Regions from separate parts of the Homo sapiens genome. Here region 1 is linked to region 2. Evidence: chromatin contacts called from ENCODE Hi-C data. All regions are on one chromosome and are shown on one strand. Each heading gives the region's core, a stretch centred on a gene start or an enhancer-like site at or near the end of the contact. The rest is flanking DNA. Distances are from core to core; before and after follow the strand shown. Region 1 holds the start of TMED5 (transmembrane p24 trafficking protein 5). Region 2 holds the start of CLCA4-AS1 (CLCA4 antisense RNA 1).

The links. Hi-C counts contacts between places; a loop is a spot of excess contacts on that map. Pooled maps may share reads with other maps.
Region 1: a loop to region 2 is called in a pooled map, with 5 times the contacts of the local background. The contact joins the promoter of TMED5 here to the promoter of CLCA4-AS1 in region 2. A Hi-C loop is called at or near these places in 4 of 50 pooled maps.

The regions. Positions count from the first base shown.
Region 1 is chr1:93,178,887-93,183,127 of GRCh38, forward strand. It overlaps TMED5 (transmembrane p24 trafficking protein 5), which reads right to left and starts at 1,527. Exons shown (of 4, transcript NM_016040.5): 1 at 1,168-1,527. The coding sequence starts at 1,356. CCDC18 (coiled-coil domain containing 18) reads left to right here and starts at 1,838. Exons shown (of 29, transcript NM_001378204.1): 1 at 1,838-1,966. RefSeq lists enhancers at 908-1,057, 1,928-2,137 and a silencer at 1,588-1,867.
Region 2 is chr1:86,703,243-86,708,064 of GRCh38, forward strand. CLCA4-AS1 (CLCA4 antisense RNA 1) reads right to left here and starts at 1,251. Exons shown (of 5, transcript NR_135837.1): 1 at 365-1,251. It overlaps SH3GLB1 (SH3 domain containing GRB2 like, endophilin B1), which reads left to right and starts at 1,334. Exons shown (of 9, transcript NM_016009.5): 1 at 1,334-1,729. The coding sequence starts at 1,658. RefSeq lists enhancers at 538-607, 1,172-1,673 and a silencer at 1,498-1,987.

The DNA.
Region 1 (4,241 bases), core at 277-2,776, 6.5 Mb after region 2:
ATTAACTTCTAAAAAACTGAAAGATGAAACACATCAATGCCTTTTCTTTCCCCCCTGTACTGCTACCTGAAAACATCGGAATTTGCTGTGGAACGAACAAGATTTCTTCTAAGAAATTACCCCCTACCACCATGACTACATAAAATAAGGTAATTCCCAGCAAGAATATTATGCAGATACTAAAAAGAAAACATGCTAGGCATGGTGGCTCACGCCTGTAATCCCAGCACTTTGGGAGGCCGAGGCGGGTGGATCGCCTGAGGTCGGGAGTTCGAGACCAGCCTGGCCAACATGGTGAAACCCCGTCTCTACTAAAAATACAAAAATTAGCTGGGCATGGTGGCGCACGTCTGTAATCTCAGCTACTCGGAAGGCTGAGGCAGGAGAATCGCTTGAACCCGGGAGGCGGAGGTTGCAATGAGCCGAGATAGCGCCACTGCACTCCAACTCTAGCTTGAGCAACAAAGCGAGACTCCGTCTCAAAAAAAAAAAAAAAAAACAATGACACGAGGGAAATGCTTACAATGCTCAATGAAAAAATGAAAAGAAAGGTTATAAAGTTTTAATATACGATTTGATCTTTTGAAAATAATGGATATATAACTTAAACGGAAATGTATCATTAAATATAGCAACAGCGTCTTCCAAAAAATTTCAAAATCGGGCTTAATGCCAATTACACGATCATAATCCAAAAACCCTTAACTGAAGCAAAGACAGTGATTTGTAACATCTGAACTGTGTGAAAGGGGTGGGGGTGATTCAAACAAGTGTCATCACCTTGTCCAATGATGAAGGAGAACGTGTATCAGTTCTGCATTGTGAAATTCTCAGTATGAGAGCGTGTAGTGGCTAAGAAAAGCAGTGGGCGAATTAGGAAACAAAGAGAAAAGCCAGCGACATCACCAGTTCTGGCCTCCTTCCCACCGGAGGAAAGGGGAGAAGGCGGGTAGTCATCAATTCCAGGTCCAGCCTAAGTTCTGGGTCCCCGGCCCCAGCGAGAGCCTCGCCTCGCCTCGCGCGCCTGCGCGGAGCGGGCTGGCTTCCTGAACGGCCCTCGCCTCTTCACCACCAGGGCCGTCCACCAGAAGTTTCTAAACGGGTGAGAGGCGACAACGCAGTGCAGCTGGGTTAAAGGAAGGAGGCTGGTTTATCCTCCGCACTTACTTGGTACTCGATCTCCAGCGAGGCCTTCAGGGGCATGGGCTGGTAGAAGCACTCCTTCTGGCCGGCGGGAAGGGTAAAGGTGAAGTCGCTATCGAGGGAAGGTGTGAAGCCGGCCGCCCCAGGCAGCAGCACCGGAGGCAGAGCGGCCAGAAGGAGCACGGGGAAGGGCAGCCAGATCTTGTCGCCCATCCCTGCTGGGGCGATCCCGGGCTGAAAGAGGCGTCAGGTACTGTTGTCTCCGCTCCGCGTTTCCTCTCTGGACTCCTCGTGGTTGACAGGGAAATCTGGAGTCTGAAGAAACTCCAGGTGGCGGCCGCGGCGGCGGCGAACACTCCCTCCGAAAGAGAAGCGCAGTTCTCCAAAGGGTAGGGACTCTGGGCGGGGCTAGCAGTCCTATTCCGCAACCGCCTCAGTCTCGGCCCCCTCAGGCCAGGCGTGAGCGCCGCCCGCCTCTCCCCCTGACGGCCTCCGGTTCCCATGGCTTCCCCCACCAATGGGCATCATGGCGGTAATTGTGGGAAATGTAGTCCCGGGCGGGCTCCGCTAGTGGGCTCGGGCGCGCTCGCCGACCACGATCCCCGGCAAGCCCCGCGCCTTCGGCGGCGCCTCACGCAGTCTGCGCCGGGGCGGGGCAGTGACCGGGTAGGCGCGTCCCAACGGCTCCCGCGGCGGTTCGAATTCTGTGCTGCCGGGGTTCGCTGGTTCTCCGAGTTGTGTCCGAGGCTTCCACGCGCAGGGGCCCGGGAAAGGGTCAGAGGCTTCCTAACGCAGACTCGAGTGCGAAGCGCGCAGTCGCCGGGTGGGTCTCTCCCCAGCGACGATTTGGGTGGTGAGCGACTGCGCCTTGGCGTGGGGAAACCGGCTTACCTGGGGGAGTTCTGTTCCTTTCCCTCCCGGCACCTTGGATGCGCTGGGACTGGTCCTCGTGGTTGCTGAGCATGCTGCTCTGAACGGTTGTATTTTATTTGATGAAAAATAGGAGGCCGGGCGCAGTGGCTTACGCCTGTTACCTCAGCACTTTGGGATGTCGAGGCGGAAGGATTGCTTGAGCCCAGGAGTTCGAGGCCAGCCTTGGCAATATGGCGAGCCACTGTCTCTATAAAATTAAAAAAAAAAAAAAAAAGAGGAAACTGTCACTTCCGTCCCCCACCCCCGCCCCCGCTTCTTTCAGACGGATGTAAGATTAGCTGTGTCAAGCGATCTTGAGACAGGAGACTACTACATAAAGTTATGACTTCTTTCCAAAATGAGGAATCTTTTTCGACTACAGCCCATTGTATCACATACATAGGGTATAAAAGAACACTTGTCCTTCGTTTGATGGGTGTGCGTGTGCAAACCTACAAACACATTGTTAATTAGGGCCGAAAGATGATGTTGTTAAGGTCGGTGAGTAGGATGATGTGCTTTTCTAGGTATGCATAGTCAGTGAAGATAGCCTTTTTTGGGTAACTACTGTAAATTGAAGTTAAGGACATTCATTTGACAGTAAATGTCCCACTAGGAAAATGAAAACATTTTAGTATCAAATATATTCATTGCTACTGCAGAAGAGTTAGGGAGTTCTTTCTTTTTTTTTTGAGACCGAGTCTCACTCTGTCGCCCAGGCTGGAGTGCAGTGGCGCGATCTCGGCTCACTGCAACCTCCGCCTCCCAGGTTCAAGCAATTCTCTGCCTCAGCCTCCCGAGTAGCTGAGATTACAGGCGCTCGCCACCACCCCCGGCTAATTTTTTTGTATTTTTAGTAGATACGGGGTTTCACCATCTTGGCCAGGTTGGTCTTTAACTTTTGACCTCGTGATCCACCCGCCTTGACCTCCCAAAGTGCTGGGATTACCGGCGTGAGCCACCGCGCCCGGACTGGGAGTTATTTCTTGCATGGCAATACACAGATGTTGAACTAAAACCTGATTTAAGATGAAATATATAGTACCAAATGGTATTATAGAATTTGCCCAATTTTCTCTACCCTTTTCTCCTTCACCATCCTACAGAGAGCTAGAGATGTTGAATAGGTAAAGCAGGATGGGGACCTGATTTATTGACTTGTCTGCGAGAGTCTTGTCACTTAAGCAGAAGCAAATTTGTGGAAACAAAAAAGGGAAAGAGGATAGAACCAGTTTGTCTATTAAGATTACATAGTATCTCATTTAATTTCCTGCCACTTTCTTTCCATAAGGTGGGAGTTTTCTTTTTAATCTTCCTCCCTACATCTGAGAATTTTTGAGTGGGGAATAAATGTAACATACCATTCTAACTGGATGAGGGAAGGAAGGACAGTTTAGTATTCGTTAATTCATTCAAAATATTGAGCTTCTCTAAGTACATTGCGGTCCTGAACGTAATGCACAGGACTTTTAACCTTTTGGAACTTGGGATGGGATCAGAATGCTAAGAAGGGCGTTGAAGGAGATGCTACAGTGAAAAAGGTAAATGGGATCTGAAAGAGGAATGTAATTTTAAGATTGCGCAGAAAGCTCTGTAGTAGTGGAGATTATAAAGCTTTAGTTTTTTATTGTATTAATTACAATAATAAAATGTGATGCTTTATTGTGATTTTTATATGCAAAGAAATTTAGTAGTTTCACAACCCTAGAGATACTCATCCACTGAAGAAACAAAAGCTTTTCTTCATTTCTATGAGTTGACCTGCCAAATGTTATTTTGATCCCTGTGGTTGTGACTTGTAAATGTGTCTTTTTAAAATTTTATAACTATTGGGCGTAGGAGGAGGAGACAGCTTTTATCTGGTAATAAATTCCCTTCTAACAAAATATGAATGTAATGATACCATTTAATCAGATGTCCAGTACTTGTAATGTAATTATGAAAGTTCAAACACCTCATATTGAAATTGATATGTAATATGTAATAAAGCTACAATGCGACATAATTTAATGGTCTTTGCATCCTAATGACTTGGATTCAAATCTTGATTTCACCATTTACAGTTTGTGTGACTTTGAGCAAGTTATTTAATGTCTGATTCTTAGTTTCCTTAACATGTAATGAAAATAATTAACAATTGTTAGGAAGATCAGGTATGCTTACAAAAGAGAACTATAATAACTAGA
Region 2 (4,822 bases), core at 1-2,500:
TTACAGCTACAGAGGGTGCAAAAGAAAGAAGTAACATTGTTGTTTTCCCAAGACTGGGAAGATTGAAACACTTGAGGATGAGGATTCAGGGACACCACTGTGTCCACCATTAAAGAATTTCCCCTTTAATGGTGGACACGGTGGTGTGATCCTTTTGTAGAGACGAGCATAGGTTATGGCAAATATACCTACTTTAAAAACAGTGCTCTGGGAAGAGAGTAAGTGCTTTTCCACATAAAGATCTAAAATAGACAATAAATGAGAAATAGGGTTTTTTATTATATATTCATTTTTCCATATTTCTGGAAAATGAAACAGACATGGAGTATTTCAAAGCTGGGAGAGATCATTATATTGGAGTTACCTTAGAAAGAGGGGGCTGTTTCTGCCACCACAACAAAGAATGAAACAACACAAATATTTACGTTTTCTTCTTGTCCTCATAATGCTTTTACTGCACTCGTCTTTCAACCTTTAACATCTACTGCATCTGTGACTGTTGTTTCAGTAAAACACGGAAGCTTGAATGTAAGCTCATTTCATTGCCTGCTGCACAACCACACAAAACAGCATTTTCTTATTCTTGAAATATGATAGCAACGTCTCCTTCCATGCTTGTACCTGTTTTAATTCCTTTCAAGCAGAGGCTGTATCGTGAAAGATGCTTAAGAAGTTACTTGGAACGACAGGATTTGGAACGGATGTCACATCATATTCTCATTTGTTATTAAAATTAGTCACGCTTAATTGTTAAGGACTATCCTGTGTCGCTCGCCATCTTTGTGTCCTCCACCTGGCACTTTGCTTTCACACAGTAGGCACATAGCGTTGAGGTCCCGGAAGGTTGTCAAGTAACCGGCCAGGAGCTTGAGGGCAGGACATTGTCTCCGACACTTGATTCAGTGCCTGGCACACAGGAGGTATTCAATTATGCTGAATGAATGAGCAACCGGCTCGGTGGGGGACAGTAAACCCAACCCTATTCCGCGAACGTTTGCTGAGCGGCATCCAGGCCTCAGGGACCAAGTGTGTCGCGCGGTGCCATACCGTGACCGGGACCTGTTATTTCTAATGTCCAGATATTGTAATTCTATGCTGTAACTCCTATATTTCCTCTTAAAACAAAAAGAGAAATGTGGGTCGTGTTCGCTCTGGGTTCTCGTTAAGTGCAAGCATACAGAGGCGCCGAGACCCCGCGGCTCGCCCTCGCCGCTTCCTCCACAGGAGCCGGGCGGAGCTCCCGGCGCGCCCCGGGGCTGCGCCGCCGCAATCCTCAAGGGGTCGCTGTTCCCGCGATAACCTCGAGAAAGGCTCCGCCCCGCGGCCCGCGCTTGTTTTTCCCTTGGGACCCGGGTCCACACGGCGGGGTCGCCCGTCCATCTCCGGCTCGCCCGCGGGGCCCATCGTCGACGTTAGCGGCCGTTCTCCGAGCCGACTGACCCATCCTTGGCGCTGCCGCCGCGCGCTTGTTCTCCTCCCTCGCCCCGCCTTCATCCTCCCCGTTCACGGAAACGACAGCTGCGGCTGCGGGGCTGGCGCCGCCTCCCTCCACCTACCACGTCTGCCCTCGCCGCTCTAGCCCTGCGCCCCAGCCCGGCCGCGGCACCTCCGCCTCGCCGCCGCTAGGTCGGCCGGCTCCGCCCGGCTGCCGCCTAGGATGAATATCATGGACTTCAACGTGAAGAAGCTGGCGGCCGACGCAGGCACCTTCCTCAGTCGCGCCGTGCAGGTACCCTGGTGCTGGGGGGAAAAGGGGTGGCGGCGCCCGGGAAGGTTGAGGGAGGGGACCGCAGCTCGACGCGGCGCCCCCGGGCCTCGCCGACCACCCAGCGGGCCTGCTGCAGCCAGAGGCCTGGGAGATGGGCGCGGCCTGGTCCCCTCCCCGGGCCCGGCGGCGGATTTCTGCCCCGCTCCTGCCCAACCGCCGCTCCCTGGGAAGCGAGGCGGGGTGGGGACGGGGCCGGGAGCTTCCTCCCACCCCTGGGGAACACTAAGGCTGCACTGTCCGCCTTTCTGATACCACGACGTCAGTGCTCCTGTGGCCTCCACCCCGGGGCTGGCGGAGGCTTGCGAGTCCTTTGCGGTAACCGAGACACAGGCCATTCTTGCACTACCCCCCACCCTTTCCTTTCGTCTCTCACCCTCCCCTCGGAGTCCAAGAAGGGAGTTTCCTTTTCCTGTCCTTCAACCCAGAGAGCTGCCAACACAGTTCCCTCCGGCCCTCTTTCTCCCTGAAAGGACTGTCCTGGGCTTGGCAGCCCGCGGGGGAAATGGAGATCGCCAGTTGGCGTTGAGACTTTGCCAAGACCACAAGAAACCTAGGGTTGGGGGGTTTTCACTCTTTTTCAAAATGGGAAGCACCAGCTGTAGATCAAGGAGAGATGCGGGGATATTGTTATGGCTGTAGTCACAGTAGTATGTTTTAAATATACTTTAAGGGGAAAAGTTGACTACCTCTCGATATTCTACAATCAAGGAAGTGTCAGTACTAAGGAACTTGGGCCGTTTCCCACAGTCATCACCCATGTTATGCCAACTCAGTAAATCTGTGAACAGATGTAAATTTCACAACATGAATTATAAACAATCTGGTGTTTACGGTCACGGTAGCAACAACATTCTCTTTTGTAAAAAGAAAACAAAAATAATTTTCTAATATGCATACCAAATTGGTGCTGAAATGTAAATCTGTTCTGTGGCTTTACTACTTTCCTTGCCTTTGCCCCAATTTTGTTGGCACAGTTGATCCTACATTGCACTATCCCTGGCAAAAGAGTAGTAGAGCTAGAGCAAGGTAATAGCTGCCTATATTATGAAAAACCTGTCAAGCACTTTGTAATGCATTTGACATATTATCTCCAGTCTTTTCCATAACTTTGCCAGATAGATGTTATTAACCCCTTTTATATATGTGAGGAAGCAGCCTTACTGAGGTTAAGAAACTTGCACAACTAGTAAATAACCAGGTGCTGTCTGACCTAGTACTCCCAGCTGCTTTTTCTTCCGGGATAAGCATTCCAGATTTAAGATAGCTAGAATAATAGAATGCTGTGGCCTAGAGAGACCTTAAAAATCATCTGGTTCAATCTGAGCATTTCCATATCAACAAGCAAGTAACACTTTAGAGATGGTAAATTCCTTCTAGCTTTTGATTTCTAAGTTCTAAAATCTGCATGGTGAGTAATAAGCTAGCTGCCTTAACCCTTTTCTTCCCTTCCTTCCCTAAAATATGATATATTGTAGACGTTGAGCCTTTATAGTTAAAATAATGTTTTGATTTAAATTCACTAGCTTCTAATAGTTCAAAGACAAGGTGCAAGAAGAATGAGTGATTGAGGGTGTGAAATGAATTTTGATGTGTGAGACACTTGTACACTTTTAACATTGACTGCAATAGAGGACTAGAGCCCTTGGTATTTTTGTTTGTCCTAGTGCTCATTACCTATAATTCTAGATGCTTATGAGGATTTGACACTGTATAATGCTACTCTTTTAAATACAGTTAAATATGTTTCAGACGTATAACTCACACCCCTTAAAGAGGACACATTTACTAGAATTTAGTCTGATTTAAATTGTGGATAGACTCAATTTAAAAAATTAAATCTAGCAAAGCTCTCAAAATGTGTACTTCCCAAAGAATTTTAATTCCTTGTTTCAAATTCTTTAGGAAAAAGTTTTAAATTTTATGCTAATCTGTTAGCCATCAAATAATTTTCTTTTCAGTTTTAAATATTTAAGTGTCTACTGCATGTCTGATGTCTGCTTGTGGCTACTGTGGACACTGGTGATACAGCAGTGAATAAAATCAGCAAAGTGTCTGCCCTCCTGAAGCTTACATTGTAGCGGAAGATAAGCTTGTAAATACATCAGGTGGTGATAAAAATCATGGCCAGAAGAATAGAATAACGCAGAGATGGTGGTTGTTAATATCTTTATTAGTATTTTCTAACATTAGTATCGTGTATAGATAGGATGGTCAGGGCAAGTCTTTCTAATAGGATGAAATTCAAGAGACCTCAAGGAAGTGACAGACCTAGTTTTTTTTGGAATAAAAGTATTTCAGGCAGCAGGAAGAAGTACAAAGACTGAAGTTTCAGGGGCATTAAGGAGACCAATGAAGGAGCTGTGGCCATAATACACGTAAAAGGCGATTGTAACTTAGATTACAGTGGTAGCAGTGAAGGTTCCAAATTATCCAGTATTGGCTGTTGGATTGGCTGTGAGGTATGAGAGAAAGATGAGTTAAGGATGACTCCAAGGTTTTGGCTTGAGCCGTTTATTAAGGGAAAAATTTTAGGAGAAACAGACTTCTTTAATGTGTCTGTAATTGTTAGAGATACATACTGAAATGTTTATGGATAAACTTATATCATATCTGAGATTTGGTTTTTACAGGGTATTTTTTTTTTTTTTTTTTTTTGAGATGGAGTTTGGCTCTTGTTGCCCAGGCTGGAGTGCAATGGCGCGATCTCAGCTCATTGCAACCTTCGCCTCCCCGATTCAAGCCAATCTCCTGCCTCCGTCTTTCAAGTAACTGGAATTACAGGCAGGCTCCACCACGCCCAGCTAATTTTGCATTTTTAGTAGAGATGGGGTTTCACCATGTTGGTCAGGCTGGTCTTGAACTCCTGACCTCAGGATCCACCTGCTTCGGCCTCCCAAAGTGCTGGGATTACAGGTGTGAGCCACCACACCAGTTGAGATTAGCGTTTGAATATTTCAAAAGAAAAAAACAGAAGTCGCTGAAACAACAGCAACGGAATGTTGATAGTTGTGGAAGGTTGGTTATGGGTTCATGAGGTTTCATTATACTGTTATA